2 separate regions of the Homo sapiens genome follow, and region 1 is linked to region 2. Evidence: chromatin loops called from intact Hi-C (ENCODE). Cell type or tissue: CD4-positive, alpha-beta T cell. All regions are shown on one strand. Each heading gives the region's core, and the rest is flanking DNA. Links, peaks and the distances in the headings are about the cores only. Region 1 overlaps ICA1 (islet cell autoantigen 1). Region 2 overlaps GLCCI1 (glucocorticoid induced 1).

Region 1 (8,000 bases), core at 1-8,000, 210 kb before region 2:
CACCTAACACTTCCTAATGTGTATCATGATTATTTATATGCTGTATAGCTCCTCTTTCAGAATACGACCCTTGAAGAAAGAAACTGTGTCTGATTAACAAAGTGTTTCCTGTAGCATCTAACCCAGGCTCCTACATGCCTGGAAAAATAACAGACATCAGTTCTTGAGTGCTTACTATGCACCAAGCACTGTATGTATAATCAATATACACTTTAGATACCATCTGTATATATTATCTCATTTAATCCTAACAATAGCTTTGAAATACTGTGTCTCTGTTTACTAATTTGGAAATTAAGGCTTGGATCAAATGACCTTGTTCTAGATCACAGAAGCAGTAAGCCTAAATAGAAACATTCGAGCCCAAATTTCTCTGACTTCAAAGAGCATGCTCTTAACCTTTTCACTCCAGGCAGATGGTTCTTAAGATTAAGTATGCAGCAGGGTCTTCTGGAGGGCTTGGTAAAATGTATTGATGTGCCCCATCCCAGTTTCTGATTCCGTAGGCCCAAGTTAGGGCCCAAGAATTACATTTCTATCAAGCTCCCAGGTGATGCTGATGTTGCTGGTCCAGACAGTACACTGAGCGTAAGTAAGCATAATCATTCGTTGATGAATAAATGGATTGGTGGGTGGGTGGATGGATGGATGGATGGATGTGGATGGCCAGATGCATGGATGGGTGAATGGATGGTTGGATGAATATATTTAAATTTATCACTTGGTTTAAAGTTTCATAAGTCTGCTCTAATTTTGTACATTAGGTACATTGATGTGTTCACTTATAATTCTTACAAGGTCAGGATTAAAATTTACTTTTATTTTTCACAGCCATCTTTACTGTTTCATAATATTGTTTAAGTTTGAATTTGAGCTGACTTTTTCAGTTTTTTTAAACCAAAGACAGAATTTTAAAAATTTATCTCTCATTTCCTTTTTTCCTTTTTTTTTTTCTTTTTTGAGACATAGTCTCACTCTGTTGCCCAGGCTGGAGTGCAGTGGCACAATCTCAGGTCACTGCAGCCTCCGCCTCCCAGGTTCAAACAATTCTCCCACCTCAGCCTCCCAAGTAGCTAGGACTATAGGCGCACGCCACCAAGCCTAACTAATTTTTGTATTTTAATAAAGATGGGGTTTCACCATGTTGGCCAGGCTGGTCTCAAACTCCTGACCTCAAGTGATCTGCCCGCCCTGGCCTCCCAAAGTGCTGGTATTACAGGTGCAAGCCACGGCACCCCGCCTTTTCTTTTCTATCTTAAAAATATTTTGTCCAAAATAATGTTAAAGATGGTTTACACATCTCTCCCATCTCCTTCCAATATCTTTTCTATACTCTTGCATGTATATTTAACATACAATAGGCTTTTAATCCACAATAGTTCATTAGGTTTTATTTCAAGTATGAATTATTCTCTCAAACCTAAGTGTATTCTAAAGGGATTATTTTTAAGTGGCCTAGGAAGAGAGAAAGCTATCTTGTGATTTATATATTGTGATATATTCCCTGAGGAGCATGGTTAGAGCAAATTTCCTCCCCTCTCCAACCCCCGCACTGTTTCACCTCTTAACAAAATGACCCATGATATGAATTCAGCTGTTATTTCAAAGTAAAGACAGTAGCCCTTTCACTGTTGAGCACATTGCGTCTTATTGATAAAAGATACAGCTGGAGCAAAAGGCAGTGTGCATGCCCTTCCTGTAATCCTCTTGGAGCATGGAAATGGCACCAGACCATTATGTACATCTATAATGTAAGGCTCCATATTACTCTACAGAGACAAAATGAGAGGGGCATTTTCCATAGGAAATGCAAAGCACTTCAAAATGCACCTGAGCACTTTTCTGTTTGACTAGGCACCACATTTGCCAATTTAGAAGGCACAGTGATTATGACCTTGCTTTTGGAAGTTAAAAGCCCATTGATTTCTGTATGCAGAAGATGCTAGCAAATTAACTAGCTCTTTTTATTTTATCAGTGAGATAAGCATCTTAATAGACTAATAGGTAACTTTCTATGTTAGTGATAATATACCATGCAATGAACAATAAATTTATGTAGTAAATGCTAGTCTATATTTTTTATTCTTGCGGTGTTTTTCAAATACTATGTTTTTTATATATTGTTTGTGCCCAAGTCTCAACTTTCCGACAACTTGAAATTTCCTTAAGAGTAGAGATCATGCCTTATCTGTAGCTTTTGAATGTTTTTATCTCATTTACCCTCTCAACTGCCCTTACAGAGAGGCATAATTGACCTCCATAGTGCTAAACACAGGGCCTTGCATGCAACTCCTAATAATAATAGCATTAAGCATTACAGTTTTAAAGAAAGCTTCTCATATACATTTTCTCTCTTATTTATCTCATGCTTATTTTCCAGATCTAATGGCAGAAATTCAGAAAGGTTAAATAACTTGCTCAGGGTTACAAAGGCAGGAAGCTTCTGATCCAGGCATAGCCCAAGTCTTCTAGCCCCAGATTGGATACCCTTTCTACTCCACCACATTACCAGGGGTTTTAATAATTTTTTGTTGACTGAATGCATATAATTGTCCCCAAAGTATTCCCCTCTGCAAAAACCTTCTATATCTCCCTCTAACATATACACATCAGTATGTGTGTATCTCTTATTGGATTATATTCCAATGTGGCTGCATTGCTCAGGCTTTGCGATAGGACCACATCTGTAGACGGGGGTTAGAATAGCCTTTAACGGGACAAATATCTGGGGAAAAAGTCCTCAGAATGATCTTTAACTGTTAAGATAGAACCTTCACTTTCTTAAGTAAAGACTTTTAGGCATGTAGGTAAGTTTCAGTGTCAGGTAGGTTTAGGTGTCAGATGGTTGCTAAGCTAATCTTCCCCCGCATTCCCATAGGAGACCAAGAGCTGGAAAAGCAAACTAAATCTTGTAAATCGGTCTATTTAGTTGTAACTTTCTTCTCTTATGTTTATTTCTTGTCTGTTATTCTGGAGTCTTTAGGAAAGTTGTGGTTAGAGATTCTAGCCTGATCACCATTGTGTTGTGGAAAACTATGGAAATAGTCATTGCATGTCCCCTGTACATGCTAATGTTTTTACTGGGAAGCTGTGCCCTGCAGACACTAGTGATGGAGGCAGCAACTTCAGGGATATATCATCCAAGGATATAATCTCCCCATGTGGAGATTCTCATTTACACTGCCAACCTTACAGTGACAGTGGGTTTTCTTTAAAAAAGCAAAAACAAATATATTGAACACCAAAGTCAATAGATAGAAAGCTGTAACATACAATACAAAAATAAAGTTTTTAAAAGACAAAATGTTTTTAAAAATAGAATAAATCCTGAGTGTTAGATCTGCTGGTCATTCTGAAAGGATGACCTTCTTTAATAACCCTTTAATTTTTTTATTTTATGTTTTATCAACAATAAAAATTTAGAGGAAATATATCACCCATAAGATAACTACTAGGATCCCAGGGATAATGGGTGTCCCTTTAATTCATTCCACTTTGGAACATCCCAATGGTTGGTTTAATGACTTTAATGACTTCTGTTTCCAGGGAAGAAGAGTCCTGTTCTTCTCCTCTGCCCAACTTTCATAGTCATTCCTTCAAGTATTTATTGAGCAATTAAAATGTGTTAGGCACTATGCAGAGCTCTGAGAATAAAATTGTGAACCAGGCACTCACTGCTTCTGCCTTCCTAGAATTCAAAGTGTAGAAGGAAAGACAGACATTAATCAAGCAATTGAAATGCAGGGAGTCTAGTTCTAGAAAAGAGAACATAAAGGATCTTGTTAGGGAATGTAGCAGGGATGACTAACTTTGTCCAGTGGGTCCAGATAGGCTTCTCAGAGATTCTACGATTTAAGTTGAGCCTGAAGAGTGTATAGTTAGTAGCCAAGTGAAAAAAGGGAAAAAAAAGGGTAAGAGTGTTTCTGGCAGAGTTGTAGGATATGTGAAAGCCCAGAAGTGGGAGAGGGAAGAAATGGCATAGTCAAGGAAATGAAAGGAATTGACTGGAGCATTGAGTTTTTCTTCCATAAGCTTTGCAAGTAACTACCATTAGCTTTAATTAGATCATAAAGGAGCAGGTTCAAAGAACATTGCTCCAGTAATAACGTATGCTCAGATACATTCAGCTCATAGGAAGTAAGAAGACTGGAACACTCAGATAATCTCCTGGATAGTTTTAACTATATTTATGTATTCATTTTGCATTTGGATTATGTTCCTTTGACCTCTTAAGAAAGGTGATGTGAATACTATTCATGCCTCACATTTCTTAATTAAGCACTGGCTTATTTTCTGAGCCACGTTTAAAAACTGAAAATGGCAAATACCTAAAAATACATCTTATCACAGACATGTGAGACTTCTATACTAAAACTGCAAAACATTGCTTAGGAAAATTAAAGCAGGTTTAAGAAAAGAGAGGAATGTACCATATTTATGAATTAGAAGACTTCCTTTTGTTAAGAGGTCAGTACCCTTCAAATTGACCTACAGATTAAATGCAACACCATTCAAAATCCTGCTAGTAAGTAGTAAAGATGACTATAAACTTATATAGAAATACAAAGGGCATAGAATAGCCAGGATAATCTTTAAAAGTAAGAACAAAGATAGAGGACTTACATTTACAGATATTAAGGCTGATTATAAAGCTAAACTAATTAAGGCAGTGTGGCATTGGCTAAAGAATGATCCAGTAGATCGATGGAACAGACTACATAGTTCATAAATAATCCCACACATATAAGGTCACTTGATTTATGTTAACAGCATTACTGTAATTCATTGGAGAAAATAATGGTCTTTTTAGAAAATTACGCTGGATCAGTTGGATATCTATACAGAATACCAGGAACCCGACCCCTATTTCATATCATACACAAAAATTAACTAGGGCTGGATCATAGACTTAAAAGTCCAAAGACAGAACAATAACTCTTTTAAAACAAAACATAGGTAAATATCTCAATGACCTTAGAACAGATAAAGAGTTCTTAACAGGATGCAAACTGCACCACCATAAAAGAAAATAATAAATTATGTTTTATGAAAATTCAATCTTTTCATTAAAAAACACCATTTAGAAAAGATAAGGACAAACTGCAGAGAGGGAGAAGATATTTGTTACATGTGTATCCAACAAGGGACTTGTATCCAGAACATCTAAAGAAGTTCTACAACTCAAAAAAAAAAAAAGAGAGAGAGACTGGCCGCCACCTCGTGAAAAAATGGACAAAGCATTTGAGCAGATACTTGACAAAAGGAAATATCAAAATTGCCAACATGGTTTCATGTACACCTGTAGAGGTACTTACACTATCAATCATCAGGGAAATAGTAAATAAAACCCACCCAATGGCTAAAATTTAAAGGACTGACAGTATCAAAGGAATGAGAATGTGAAGGAACAGGAACTATCATGCACTGATAGTCGGAGTGTAAACTGGTAGAACCACTTTGGGAAACTGACATTGTCTACTAAAACTCGTATACTTTAAGGCATATACTCAAGGAGAATGAATGTTCATGTAAAACATTCACAAGAATGTTCACGGCAGTATTTTCATAATAGCTGCAACGTGAAAGTAAACCAAATGTCCATGAATAGTAGAAAGGATAAATTAATTGTGGTACCATTCATTCAATAGGATACCATACAGTAATGAAAAAGAACGAACTGTTACTATATTGCAGTACTATGGATGACTGTCATGGGTGTGATGTTGAATGAAAGAAACTAGATATCACAATATATATATGACTTCATTTATATAATGTTTAACATTAGACAAAACTAATTCATGGTGATAGAGATCAGAATATTGGTTATCTTTTTGAGGAGGTATTGACTGGGGATAGAATACAAGGGAGTCTTCTGGAGTGCTGAAAATGTTTGGTATGTTTTTCTGGGTGGTGGTTAATGTGGGTATATACATATTTAAAAGTGTATGGAGCAAAAAAAACTGTATATTTTGCACTTCAGTGTAAGCTAGACCTTAACAACAACAACAACAAAATCTAAGCAGCTGATAATAAGGAGTTTGAGAAGAGGAACGGGGGAATAGAGTCGTAGAGCTTACATGAAAAAAAGCATAGAATAAAGTGAGTTTTAGCAACATGGTTACTTAGAAGCCCTTTAGAAAGAAAAGGACCATATAATCAGGAGTATCTCTGTTGTTTACATATCCAACTTTTTAAGTTCTTTACCATTTCATACATATATCTCCCAGCCCTAAATATTCGGAGAACTCTTTCTGTAAAAATGTGGGAAAAAAAAAAGTTCTCCCTTCCTCAGGAAAGTATATTTAGTATTTGGAAACTCGTTTGGGGAACTAGAACAAAAGGCTAAGAGCACCAGAAGTTCACCAGAGAGTCATCTGGGACTTCTTAGTTCTAATAATTATGCTAAAAGAAAACACTGAAGAATTTTCTAGCAGTTTTCAGATTCATCCCACCACATTTAGCAACACCGCAAAACCGTTCGATAGTTGTTATACAACATTTCTTTACAAATGCGTGAAATGGTATGAAAACGAATTTTGAGAATTTCTGAACACTTTAGTAATCATCCGATGCTGTTGATGACATTCTTGTTGATGGTCAAACTAGTAATGGAAATAATAAATCTTTGGATCACTGTCAGTTGTCTATGGGATTGTTAGACTTCAACCCACTTCCAACATTATAGCTAGAATCCTAAGTCATTTAGCCTCTTCTTAAAGCCTTCCCCACACTGGGTAGGATAGGCTAGGCTAGGTTATGGGACAGAGACACCCACAAGTCTATGACTTAAATCAATAGAAGTTTTTCTTTTGTGTTCCCAGCCAGGCGTCCAGGTTGGTGGGGTGGCTGTCCTCTAAGAAGTCATTTAGAGACTCGGGTGACAACAGCTTTGCAGTCCTTAAAACTTGCCTTTCAGTGTTGCCTGGATGTGGACATCTCAGTCATCCCAAAAAGAGAAAGCACATACAGGAGCCTGTATGGAAGAGTTTTATGGACAAGCCTGGAAGTGATGCAGTTTACTTCTGCTCAGATTCCATTGTAGAGAACTTTGTCCATAGCGACAACCATTTTCAGAGGAGTCTGAAAAATATAGAAGGGCAGATGGATTTGGGTGGAAAGCTAGCAGATTCCACCATAAGAGCACCTGGTCATCATGCTAAAACGCTGAAATGCTGTCAGGCCTATGATGACAAAAGGAGCCATCACTGACACCAAGCGTTACTGGATCAGGTGTGTACAAAGAACCCAGGATCCACATTTTCCAGAGCAGAGCAAATTAGAATAAGGTAATTTCCAGCAGGAAGGAGCAAATAAATGGTACAGCAATATATAAAATCTTAACACAGAAAATGTTTTAAAGATTTAGACTAATGGGAAATTGAAGCAGCTGGACAAGCTTCCTTCTTGGCACACAATTACTGCAGCAATGTCTTCTTTTTTAAAAAAAAAAAAAAAAGACCACACCAAGTGACAGAATGTTAGTCATCAGACTATAAAAATAGAAGCTACAGACCCAAAGCACAAGATGATGTATATTTCTGTGCAGCAGGTTAAAAATTATTTGACTAGCATTTTTAGCACCTACTATCAGTACTGGGGCAACAAAATCAAGATATGGTTTCTGCCATACCCTCCCTGAGGAATGTAGAAAACAGTCAATTAAAATACAGTGACCATTCAATGTGATAAGTGTCTTGTGAGGTAATAGAGGTATATAACGAACTGCTTTCAGAGCCTGAAAGTGGAGCATCTAAGATCAGACTTTGGGAATCAAGATATGTGCTTCCTAGAAGGTATGGCACAAGCTGAATTTTGAAGGGCCAGTGAAGGAGAAACAACGTGACACCAATGGGAACAACATGGAAGGGGATGAACACTGGGAACTTACAAAAGGAAGGAACTTACAAAGATGAAACTGCTTGATGAGCTGGAAGATTGTAGATAGTTTAGTTTTGCTAGAGAAAAGAATGTGAAAGAAGCCAAAGATGGAGGTAGAG
Region 2 (12,054 bases), core at 2,455-10,454:
ACCAAGAAGTTAACTACAACACGTACTTCATTAAACAGGAATATCCGCATAAAGACATTATTTTTTGACCACATGTTTAATACAAAGTACAACGGGGCAAGTGTCCTAAAGACTAGCTAACATAACTGAATAGTAATATTAAAGGCTATAATTCTAATATTTTTTATAATTTGGCATTATTTTATACAAATGAAGATACTCATAGCACATGATCAAGCACTATAACTCCTAGACAGACAATGTTCACAGCAGCAGTTTCAGCAGCAAAAACAAAACTAAATAAAACTCAAATGTACATCAACAGAAGAATAAGTATTCATATAATACAATACAGCAATAAAAATGAAAGTCACAAAAGTAAACAAACATTATGCCATTTATACAAAATTGAGAAACATACAAAATTAACATTTCATTTAGAGATACCTATGTACAAAGCAAATGACAAACACAAATTTCCAAATAATTACTTGAGAGGGAGAGGGTTCTTAGGGGACTTCTAAAGTATAGGCAATATTCTAGATCTTAAGCTGGCTGATGAGTATACAGATATTCATATTTATTATCCCTTTGCCTTTATAAACACGTTTATGTATTTTTGTAGCATAAATACTTCATTTTAAAAGAAGAGTAAAAATGTGAAAGACTTCAAAAATGAAGACTACCATTTATGTATAACAATAACATTAGTGTAAAAAAGTATACAAAGAAAATGTTGAGTTCTTTCAGTGCCCTATATAATCAGTATTAATAATCTAAAGGGTGATAATCCTAGTATGAAAAAAATAACAAGCTCTGACACAAAATCTGAACACCTGCTTTCCTGGCACTCTAAGTTAGACAAGGGTGAATATGTTAGCCACTCAATTCTGCCTCTTCATCTTTCATCTGTACTTAGATTTTTCTTTATCTTTGGATTTTTCTTTGGATTTCTGCTTCAGTCTCTTTTTACTCCTTTCTCTTTCATAAAGATGTCTGGTATTTGGATTTGTGACTATTACTATAATGGCCATTCCTCTCTTGCGATCAGCTACGACTTCAGTTCTGAGTTCGGTCTCTCTTTTTACTCTTTCATTTCTCCCAACAGCTTTCTTCTTCTTCGTAGTGACCAAACTCCAAACTTTCTCATACTTATCTGGATTAATATTTTTGATTGGTATGTAGTCTTCATCTTCTTTTACTTCAGAGCAGTGATGGGTTTTCTTCTTGTGATTTTTACTTGTGTGTGAGTGACTTGACTTGGAGTCTTCTGCCTGCTCATCTAGTACAACATTATATTTTGCCTCCTATTTGGGCTTACTTTATCTTTCAGAACCAAATTAGATGGTTTATCCTGTTCCTTTGTATACTCCTTTAAATCACTCTTGGTGTATTTCCCACTTTTTCCTTCCATTTAACCTTTGTAACAGACTGGCTAAAATCCATGTTTTCTTCTGTCATCTATAAGTATATTGTCCATTTTGAAGAAGGCTTTCTCATAATCTTCTTCCTTTTCAAATTCAATAAAAGCATACATCTGTAATCCCAGCACTTTGGGAGGCCAGGGCAAGTGAATCACCTGAGGTCAGGAATTCGAGACCAGCCTGGCCAATATGGCAAAACCCTGTCTTTACTAAAAATACAAAAATTAGCCAGGTGTGGTGGCACACGCCTGTAGTCCCAGCTACTTGGGAGGCTAAGGGAGGAGAATCACTTGAACCCAGGAGGCAGAGGCTGCAGTGAGCCGAGATCGTGCCACTGCACTCCAGCTTAAGCAACAGAGTGAGACTCCATCTCAACAAAAAAAGAAAGAAAGAAAGAGAGACAGAAAGAAAGAGAGAAAGAGGGAGAGAGAAAGAAAGAAAGAAAGAAAAAAAGAGAAAGAAAGAAAGAAAGAAATAACAGAGGATTTCTCCTGTCTTCCAGTCCCAGATAACTTCACAACTTCTTATTGGCCCAAATCTAGAGAGTATTATATCCAGATCCTCATCTGTGGTCACTGGATTCAATTTGCATACACAGATTTTTCCGGAGGTTTAATATCTGCATCAGGTAGGTCTCCCACCATCTCTAAAAGTAAAGCCTGAGTTTTAGCTTCTTTTTCTGCCTTTATTTCTTCTACTTCTTCGGCTGACCTTCGTTTGAAATGATCAATTTCTTCATTTGTGTCAACTCTACCACTCTTTAATTGTTCCCTTGTAGGTTCTGGTGATTGATCAGGGATTAATAAATCAGGAATGTCATCAAAATGGACCATCTAAAATCACTATATAATTTATCCTGATATCCTGATATGGTACAAAGTCCTTGTCAACAAAGGTCTCATTTATTTTCTTAATTATGTCAATGCCTTCTGTCACCTCACCAAATACTGTATGGTACCATCAAGGTAATCTAGATTTTCTCCTGTAGTGATAAGAAACTGAGATCCATGTTGATCACTGTCATTATTCACCATGGACATTGTGCCCTTCTTCTTGTGCTTAATTCTTGGGACGTTTTCTGTCTCAAAAAAGCTTGCTTGATCACCATACAATCCTAGGCCAAAAATAGACTCTCCTCCATGACCAGTCCCTGTAGGATCAACAGTTTGTATGATAAAATACCTTTGTATACTGTGAATAAGGCAATAACTGTAATATTTTATTTTGTAATATCTCAAGAAATTAAAGCAGGCGAGTACCTTCTAGATGCTTGGCACTGCCATCACAAATGCCATTAAACTGTGGTACCTGCTCTCAAAAAGTTCACAGTTGCAAGGCTGCTGCTCAGTGTGCAAATTGACAACCACATTGCCCACAGTAGTCTCCAGTAGAACCGCCATGGCACCCACTTCTCCTCAGCTATAAGCCCTGGTGAGGTCACTAATATTCTTTAAGGCAAAAACTAAAAGTCAATAGAAACTGAAAATAGGTAAAGTCTGATTATAAGAAAGAAAAATAGGGCCAGGTCCAGTGGCTCACACCTATAATCCCAGCATTTTGGGAGGCCAAGGCAGGTGGATCACTTGAGGCCAGGAGTTCGAAACCCCATCTCTACTAAAAATACAAAAAATTAGCCAGGTGTGCTGGCACACTCCCATGGTCCCAGCTATTTGGGAGGCTGAGGCAGGAGGCAGAGGTTACAGTGAGCCAAGATTGTGCCACTGTGCTTCAGCCTGGGTGACACAGCGAGACACTGCCAGAAAGAAAGACAGAAAGACAGAAAGATAAAGAAAAAATAAAAGAAGAGAAAGAAAAATGGGTCACTGCATTCAACCAAAGTTTCAGGTAAATGGTGACATAACACATGAAAAGTTTGTCACTTCCCATTCTAGCTCAGCAATAGCAGATATTTAGACAAAGCCAATTCCTCCTTATCTCAACAGCCTCACAAGGCATCACTGCCCAAGATTACTACACAGTATTATTACTACATATTACTACATTACTACACAAGAAGCCACATTCAACAATACAGTTCAGACTTCTGCACTAATGTATATGTATGCATAGAAAGAAAGGGCCAGTGACATCATCCTAGGCTAAACTATAGTATAATATTATAATAGGTAAAGGCAGCAAGATACGTTAGATGTAAGTATGTTATAGAAACCATAGGATGAACCAATTAATATTTCAAGCTTCATCTAATGAAAGAAAAATACACATAAACAGAGTGGCAACTTCAAAACAGAACACCAGAAAAAGCTCAAGCTAACTTAGAAATAAACAATTCATATATAAAATCTAAAACTCAGTGACAATAGCATATTTCTGAACAAGGATAACTCATTTAAAATCTGCTAAGAATTTGACCCACTATTTGTTACCTAAAAAGATAAAAAGTGAGCAAATGCAATTCCCTGAATGCGTTTTTTTTACAAACTAAGAGGTCACTCTGGCATGTAAAGTATTAATAGACCTTTGAAATACACTTTTTAAGCTCTATGATCGAAATATTGCAGAATACTGTAGCTTTTTTCAAAAATCTAATCTCTGAGCACAGTCTAAATCCTCACTTTTGCAATACTAATGAAACTGCATTTAGCAATGTTTGCCAACACCAGTTTAGTTAAGTCCTAGACACTTAAATGATCTGACATAAAGCAGGAAGAGGACTGTTGATTGATTCTTTTAAGGTCAATGTGTCAGAGTAACTCCAAGAATACTTTAGAAGAAATAAAATGACACTTACAAAACTTCGAAAGATATTATAAATACATTTTGTTTATAATTAGCTAATATAAACCAATCTATATTTTACTATGATATTTTTGTACCTTCATAGAAAGATCACTTCACAAGTTTGTATGAGGAATAGTAAAGTTTCCATATGGCTAGACTTGATGTAACCCTGAGCCACTGAGTCCTACTGTTTTTATTATCTTCTAAGATACCAGCATTACACTTCACTAATTCAATGTACAACTGATATATTTAACTAGAAAAGTAAATATAATTACAGAAGAAATGTTATGAGAAACTTTATCCATCACAAAGACTCTATATAATACTTTTGCTCTCCTAACAATAAACACAATTTCTAATGTTACTTATAAAAGAAAATCGTTTCCACATTAACTACTATGCAGAACTTATAGTAAGCACAAATGACATTGAAAAAATGCCAAAACACCCCAGAAGAAATTATTAAAATAGAGATTAAAATTTATTTTCTATATTACATCAACAAACCTAAAAGAAGTGAAAGAGCCAAGTACATATAAATAATTTTTTTAAGGTAGTGTGCATTGCTTTGCCATGACAGTGTTGTATAAAAAGATACTATGTTAAATGTTGCTAAAATATCAAAGGATGATAAATGTAGAGAATCATAATTATGGGGCTGAAGGTAGCCTTATAATACATTACAAATGGGCAGATTTTTTAAAGTTTACATTGCCAAATATGAATACACAAAAAAGAGACCTTATTCTACCCAGATTTTGAAATTTCATGTGAAAGGAAGTTTTTAAAAATAAAATGCTAAATTCTGTCTAAACAAAGTGATAGGTCCTTTAGGGACCAAAGGGAAGGCCCAATGATGGCATAATTACTGGGGATACTTACAGCTATTTTAAGTTCCATGCACCCTAGCGTCTAGTCCCATTTAGCTTTCTCTTCTTCCCTCACCGCCCCAAAGCTATATTTAGCCTTTCTATGACTTAACTGTATAAGCAGTGGGATAATACATTGTGCATACTTTCCTGCCCCATAACTAACTGGGTTCCAACAACAACTTTCAGCTATCTTGAAGTCAGGACTTAGAGCATTACAAGAGCCCTGTGCATGCTGCCTGACCTTGGGCAAATTACTTAACTTCCCAGGACCTCATTTCCTCATCTGTGAAAAGAGGTTAATAAAAGTACCTTATATTGGATTCTACCAAAGATTATTAGTTGGCATAAAGGCTCAATAAATAAAAATTTTAAGAATCATCTAGTCTAATAAACTTTCTTTTCCTTTAAATAGCTCAATCTTTTCCCTACCCAACCAAAATCTTAAAAAGTCTATCCCCTTCATTTTAAAGACACAGAAGATAAGATGCAGAGTTAGTGGCTTGTCATAAGACAAATGTCAAAACTGAAAAGAGAACTCAGGTTTCTTGACTCCAAATCTAGTATTTCCCAGGATACATTTATGCCTCTACGACATGTCTATGGAACCATTTGGAAAATAATTGCTTTGGCCTTTCATTTGATAATTAGTTCTAGAGAAAACAGCCCGGTTATACTATCAAGGACCAGTTCAGTCAAACATGCTTTGCTCCACCTTCATCAGAAAAACAGGAAATAATCCCAAAAGCAAATTTATAGAATCAGTTATAGCACAAGTCTAGTCAGTCAATACTCATTCAGTCTTATTCTCAATATCATCTATAGTAATCAATTTTATGTATATGTTATCAATAAGTTATTAATAAAGCTAATCAAGCCACAAGGAGTTCGTTTATGTCTTGTTCACTGTGCTTAACAATCAAGTGTGTAATGACGTTAGAAAATGTTTCATCAGAAAGCTAATTTTTTAGTAATGTAAAAGTTAAAATTAGCTATACGGACTATTCACAAAAGTTTTCTTTATGGCTACAGAGAATAAATAAGGAATTATTACTGTCAGTAGTTAATAAGTATTTGATCTTCAGTAACACTAGACAGGAAGTTGTAGCAGTTTTCACCTTTTCATTACGAAACACATCTAGATGGTTGGTGGATTTCTTAACTTTTTTTTTTTTTTTGAGACAACACCCCACTCTAGCACCCAGGCTGGAGTGCAGTAGGGTGATTTCAGCTCACTGTAACCTCTGCCGCCTGGGCTCAAGTGATCCTCCTTGAGGATCACTCAGGAGGATCCTGAGTAGCTGGACTACAGGAGTGTCCCACCATGCCCAGGCTAATTTTTATATTTTGCGCAGAGGCAAGGTCTTGTCATGTTGCTCAGGTTGGTCTTGAAATCCTGAACTCAAGCCATCTGCCTGCCTCAGCTTCCCAAAGTGCTGGGATTACAGGTGTGAGCCACCATGCCCAGCAGGATTTCTTAACAATTCTAATAACCTGGTAGACAATTTTGGACACTGACCTTGCCACACAACCGTGGGTTACTAGTTTTCCTTTCCTTTCTTTTATTTCCTTTTTCCTTTCTCCTTTCCTTTTTCCTTTCCTTTTTTTTTTTTTTTTTTTGAGATGGAGTTTCACTCTTGTTGCCCAAGCTGGAGTGCAATGGCATGATCTCAGCTCACTGCAACCTCCACCTCCCAGGTTCAAGCAACTTTCGTGTCTCAGCCTCCCGAGTAACTGGGATTATAGAGGTGTACCACCATGCCCGGCTAATTTCTGTATTTTTAGTAGAGACAGGGTTTCACCATGTTGGCCAAGCTGGTCTCAAACTCCTGATCTCAAGTAATCTGCCCACCACAGCCTCCCAAAGTGCTGGGATTACAGGCATGAGCCACTGCGCCCAGCCCACTAGCTTCTTTAAATCATCATTCTTTTTGGTGAGCCATCATTAAGGTATACGATGGTGGACTTCATTAAGTTATATACGTACACTGTTCAACCCACAAATTGCAGATTCTTGGAAGCCTGTTGTCTTTTGGGAGGGCTGAATCAACCTAGTGCCAGTTGCTGGGACAATCACTTGAGACCAGTCTCTGTTTAGTGATTCCTGAAGCTTCCATCAGTTTAGCACCATATGTAATTAACTTTTAACATTTATGAAGAGAGAAAAGGGGAGAAAAGCACTTATATTCACTACAAAGTGATTCGAGGACAGTACCGATTCTGAATACACACAAGAAAGCCCAGATACAATCATGTTCCTATCTTCAGAAACAAGAATTTCTCTCTCTATCTCAGAAACAAGGATTTCTCTCTCTCACACACACATTCTCTCTGTCTCTTTCTCCTTATATGCAAGAAAGAAATGGAGAAAAATGGCCAATCCATCTATATTTTATTTTAGTTACATTCAACAAACTAGGTCTCACATTTTTAGACATTCTGAAAATGTCAGACCATACCCCAGCACAGCGTAATAGTGCCATGGAAACAAAAGAAAACCAATTCCTTTGTCATTCTTTTAGCTTAGAAATCACAGCTGATCATCAACATTAGAGTCTTTTTGAGTTAGGAGCAACAGCATAGTCTTATGGAATGAACACTGGATCTGGAATGAGAAGATCCACATCCTAAATCCTTGCTGAATCAAAGTATACATTGCTTGGTATATAGTTAGCACACAAATATATGTTTTCTTCTTTCCTACCTAAAACTAGAGACACAGCATAGTATAGGGGAAGTCACTGAGGTATTCATGAACTTGGTATGTGCCTTAGTAACATTCACTTGGAATAAACAACACTGCTTAAAGGTATCTGCCATGTTTGTTCATGCTACAATGAAATACTTTTCCACAATTTGTTCGTAAGTAAAATCCTTAGATTTTTCAGAATTACTGCTAATCCATTATAATTTGTCTTTCAGAATAAGCACAAAAATTCTTCCAGAATAGCCAAATGATGAGTCAACTTATGGTCACTTTCAAGGGTCCAAATGAAGAGCAGAGGGAAATACAGGTAGTATCTGCCTTCCATCAGTTCCCTAGGCTTTCTATATCAATATATGAGTACTTGTGTTCCCTTTCCTCCACTTACTTTTGGCAGAAACCAGAAGTTAGATATTTTCAACCTCTCGTTAAAATAATTAAACAGTATGTAGCACAAAAAGAGTGTCAGTGATTTAGCTTCTTAGACACTTAATAAAAGAATAAATTATATACTGAAGACAAAAAGCAGTGCCAGACACAGACTAGGACAGGGGCTGCCAGAAAGTCTATCTTAGTGGTGTCTGGAAATGTTAAGTTCTGGAGAAAAGACCAAACTAAAATTAAGAAGAACTAAGTCATTAGACTATACTCTTTGGCAGATTATTAACTACCTGTGAACATTTTAATAAAACAGACTTTTAGAATTTTTTAAAATTTCAGACTAAGGAAAACCCTCTCCGACTAGCCATTTGTTGAACACTGTCATTTATTTCCATTCCACTCACTGCTGTGGAGCCCAGTTACTCCCTTATTTTCTTATTCACATGTAGTCTGACTTATCACAAGTAAAACAAAAATCACAAGGACGCCATTATCCTTCAACATTTCCCCAAAGTACAAATCCTAATTTGCATTAAGTCCTTACAGAAACGTACACGGCAGTCCTTCTGTAAAAAGTACTGTAATTAATAAAATGATTTCCAGTTCGATATATACACACAGAACTTTACATACAGTTAAAAACTGATTAAGATGATTTACACATGCTAGGTATTCAATATTCAATACGCTTACAATAACAGTTATTTGAGAGGAATATAATCTTTGAACATAAGACAATAGATTTTGATTAAATAACTATAAATTCATTTATCTATTTTGCTATTCACTGATTGATCTAGAAATTTTAGGCACCATGAGATAACTGATGGAAAAAAATAGTTCTGTAAATAATGAACACTGCTGCTCTCTAGCATAGTTTTCTGAGAATGAAAACCTTTCCCAAAAGTCAGTATGTGAAACCTGTCTCTTTAGAAAAAGCTAAAACATTAATGTAGAAGAAAGCTTTGAAACAAGTATCTATAAGCACTCAAGGAAAATTAATTAATTTTAAAATGGAAAGGGAGGATCTTAATTTTCAAGAATAGCCTGAGAATAAAACTTTATAGAAAGAGAATATCTGAGTATCTCTTTTAAAAGAGAAAAAGTTATTAAAATTTTTTGTATTCCATTGAGCACAGTATAAAAATGACTTAAAAAGATAAATTTAAGGAAAAGAGAAAAACTGAAAGCAAATGAATGAACACAGGCAAACATATATTACATGGAGTTAACATTATATTTGCATTATCTTTTAGAATAGAATCATAACTTCTTTATGTATAAAACAATGAGGCTCTCAAGATACTCATGAAAAAGTCTAATCAAATTTCACTCTAGAGTTAGCAATCTGGTAGAGTATTAGGCCTAAATAAACCTGATATGTTAAATCAGGAACTAACATATGCTATTTTTCAAAACAGGAGCTATATAAATTACAAGCTCTTCCATGTTTTTGTTATCAGATTTGGTACACTTAAAAATAAGCTGTATTCTCCATCCAGAGTATTCTAAATATGACTGTTTTTACATCTTTTAGAACTTATAATTAATCCTAATGATCTATCTTTACAAAACACACACACACACACACACACACACACGCACACAAAGATTTGCATTTCCTACTTACTATCTTGGACAGTAAAACTGTATTTGTTCTATGTTTAAATCCATGGGTTCTGGTCTGTGAGGTTTCAAAAAGAAGCAACTTTACTATATTTTCTTTTGGTTGTTACTAATGATTTTAGCTTAAAGATCATTAATTTTAACACTAACATCCTGCTTTTTCTCATTTGAGTTGCTCTATTTATCTCAAAGGTAGACTTTATGTATTACCATTACAAAAAAATAACTATTTGCATAATACTTTATGATTTTACGTCTATTACAAACACATCACAGGGAGCCTGAGGATTCATTCAGCAGCCTGTCATTCACCACTGCAATACCCTTCAGAACCAAACAAGAGGGAGGATGACATTTTACTAATGGCAGAAGTACAGGAATGAATGTAAATAACAAACCTTGAAGTTTTAAAAATACAAAAGAAAAAAAACAAGCAAAAAGAGGATGATGCATGAGCACAAACAAAACAGTTTCAATTTGTAAAACTCCATGTCTGCTATATATACAGCAAGGTATTTGGCAATTTACGTATTTCTATTATGGTAACCATTTAAATTATTTAAAACTATACTACAAAAATAAAGGAAATTATCATTTTTTCCTGGGTTGTATAAATTAATATTATAATAATATTAAAATTGACTATTCCTATTTATAGAATTCAGCTTTTCCTCAGCCTTGTGAAACAATCTGAATATCAATTCTCTATTACTCTAGCCTTAGCCCTACAAATATTCACATTAAGAATGCTTAAGACGCAGATAATGATATAATTTATTTAGAAATTGAGTGGTTTCATAATTTTTTGGTAAAAGAATCATAAAAACATTTTTAAGCTTCCATATTTTCTCCTATAATCATCACTCCAGATGAAATGCATGAAACACTGAATGCTCAGTTATGTCACCTTTAGTCGAAATGCCCATAGCCCTTGCAGCTTTTCATAAACAATATGCCTTTATACTATATACCTACCCCTTGAGCCATCAACTACTTAATGCTTTCAAGTGTAGTTTCAAACGCAGTTTTAACACCCTCTTGCGCGCACACACACACACACACACATACACTGAAGTGTGCAGAAAAAGGAGGAGGTGGAGAGCAGAGGAAGAAATGGAGCACGTTGTTGTTTTTCATTCATGCAGTATAGTGATGTCAGTGTCTGCAGCAGCAGTGGCAGCGGCAGGAACCTTGACCAGTGGAGGCTAAAATCCACTCAAGTCAGAACCTTACAGCATTCAAAAGAAATTGAGAAGATAATCATTCGAAAAATTAAATCAACTGTTCAGATCATGGATTTTAAATGGCTAAGGAAACAGAACAGTTTAGTAGGACAGTTTTAATTTGGGTAGTGGGGGTAAAAGGCGGGACATGGAGAAGTAACATAGGAGTAATATAATCACGGAACTGGGGGCACAGAAGCCCGCATTCAAAAATCACTGCAATGTAAGAAACTGACAAAACCACCTGGTGTTTAAAACAGCAGAAAAACATCTTTAGCAAAGAAAGCCCTTGCATTCCCAACACAAGCTCTCTGACACTGCAAATCTGTCTGCTGCACAACCAGACTCAGAAAAGTGTTTTCATCATGATTGCATTAAAATCGCATTAAACTCGTATGTGCCACACTACAACAAAGAGAATAGTTTAAGCCAGATCACAAATTTTATTAAAACTGCTTGATGATGGAGCATGTAATTCCTAGGCCATTAAGCCTTTTGAAGGATGCAGAAAAACAAGTTGTACTATTATCCGTTGTAAGATGTTAGTGTTTATATACAAAAGGGGAGGAGGTACTAGATGGCCATTATGTTGTTGCAGCAATTGCCGAAACTTCTCTTACTCACACCCACCAGACCCTCTGTACACAATCTGCAATGCTTATTTTATGCCTCTTAGTCCCTACAAGAAAATCCCAAAACTCAATTTGTGCACTGTTGAAGCGAAATCACTAAAAAATTTATGTAACTGTTTTCTGTTCGTTCTGTTACTTCTCATTTCATACAGTTCTAGAAAATGTGCAAAGGAGTTGCATATGGCATTAATCTGTTAGAAAATGGTGGCCTTTTCTATAAAATACAGCCAAAGATGTGTGTTCAGTTGTGGTCATTATTAGGGCGATCACGTTGTTTTCATTCATTCATTCAGGATTTGCTGGAGGATGTCAGTTTCTGCAGCAGCTGGCTTGACCTGGGGGAGGAGTGCAGGAGCATATTCCTCCCAATGCATACAGATTACAGGATGTATTTCTTGCTGCTCATGTACTCATCCCACTGCACTACATCCTACACTGGTTCACCATCAAGTGGTCAGAAAACAAGTGCGT

Evidence for each region. Peaks named below come from ENCODE experiments on the same cell type or tissue, not always from the same donor. Only the 100,000 strongest peaks of a DNase experiment are listed, where the experiment ranks them.
Region 1: a loop joins it to region 2, with 2.7 times the contacts of the local background. A loop is called at or near these places in 22 of 110 quality-filtered maps.

What each region holds. Positions count from the first base shown.
Region 1 is chr7:8,178,034-8,186,033 of GRCh38, reverse strand. The region is part of intron 6 of ICA1 (islet cell autoantigen 1); the gene reads left to right. Among named protein-coding and RNA genes, the nearest start is that of ICA1, 80 kb to the left of the region's middle. In CD4-positive, alpha-beta T cell, for the core only: no CTCF peak of the experiment used is centred there; no DNase peak of the experiment used is centred there; H3K27ac peaks cover 1,395 bases.
Region 2 is chr7:7,971,063-7,983,116 of GRCh38, reverse strand. The region is part of intron 1 of GLCCI1 (glucocorticoid induced 1); the gene reads right to left. It also overlaps the pseudogene LOC100421597. Among named protein-coding and RNA genes, the nearest start is that of GLCCI1, 8.3 kb to the right of the region's middle. In CD4-positive, alpha-beta T cell, for the core only: no CTCF peak of the experiment used is centred there; a DNase peak (open chromatin) is centred at 6,186; H3K4me3 peaks cover 564 bases.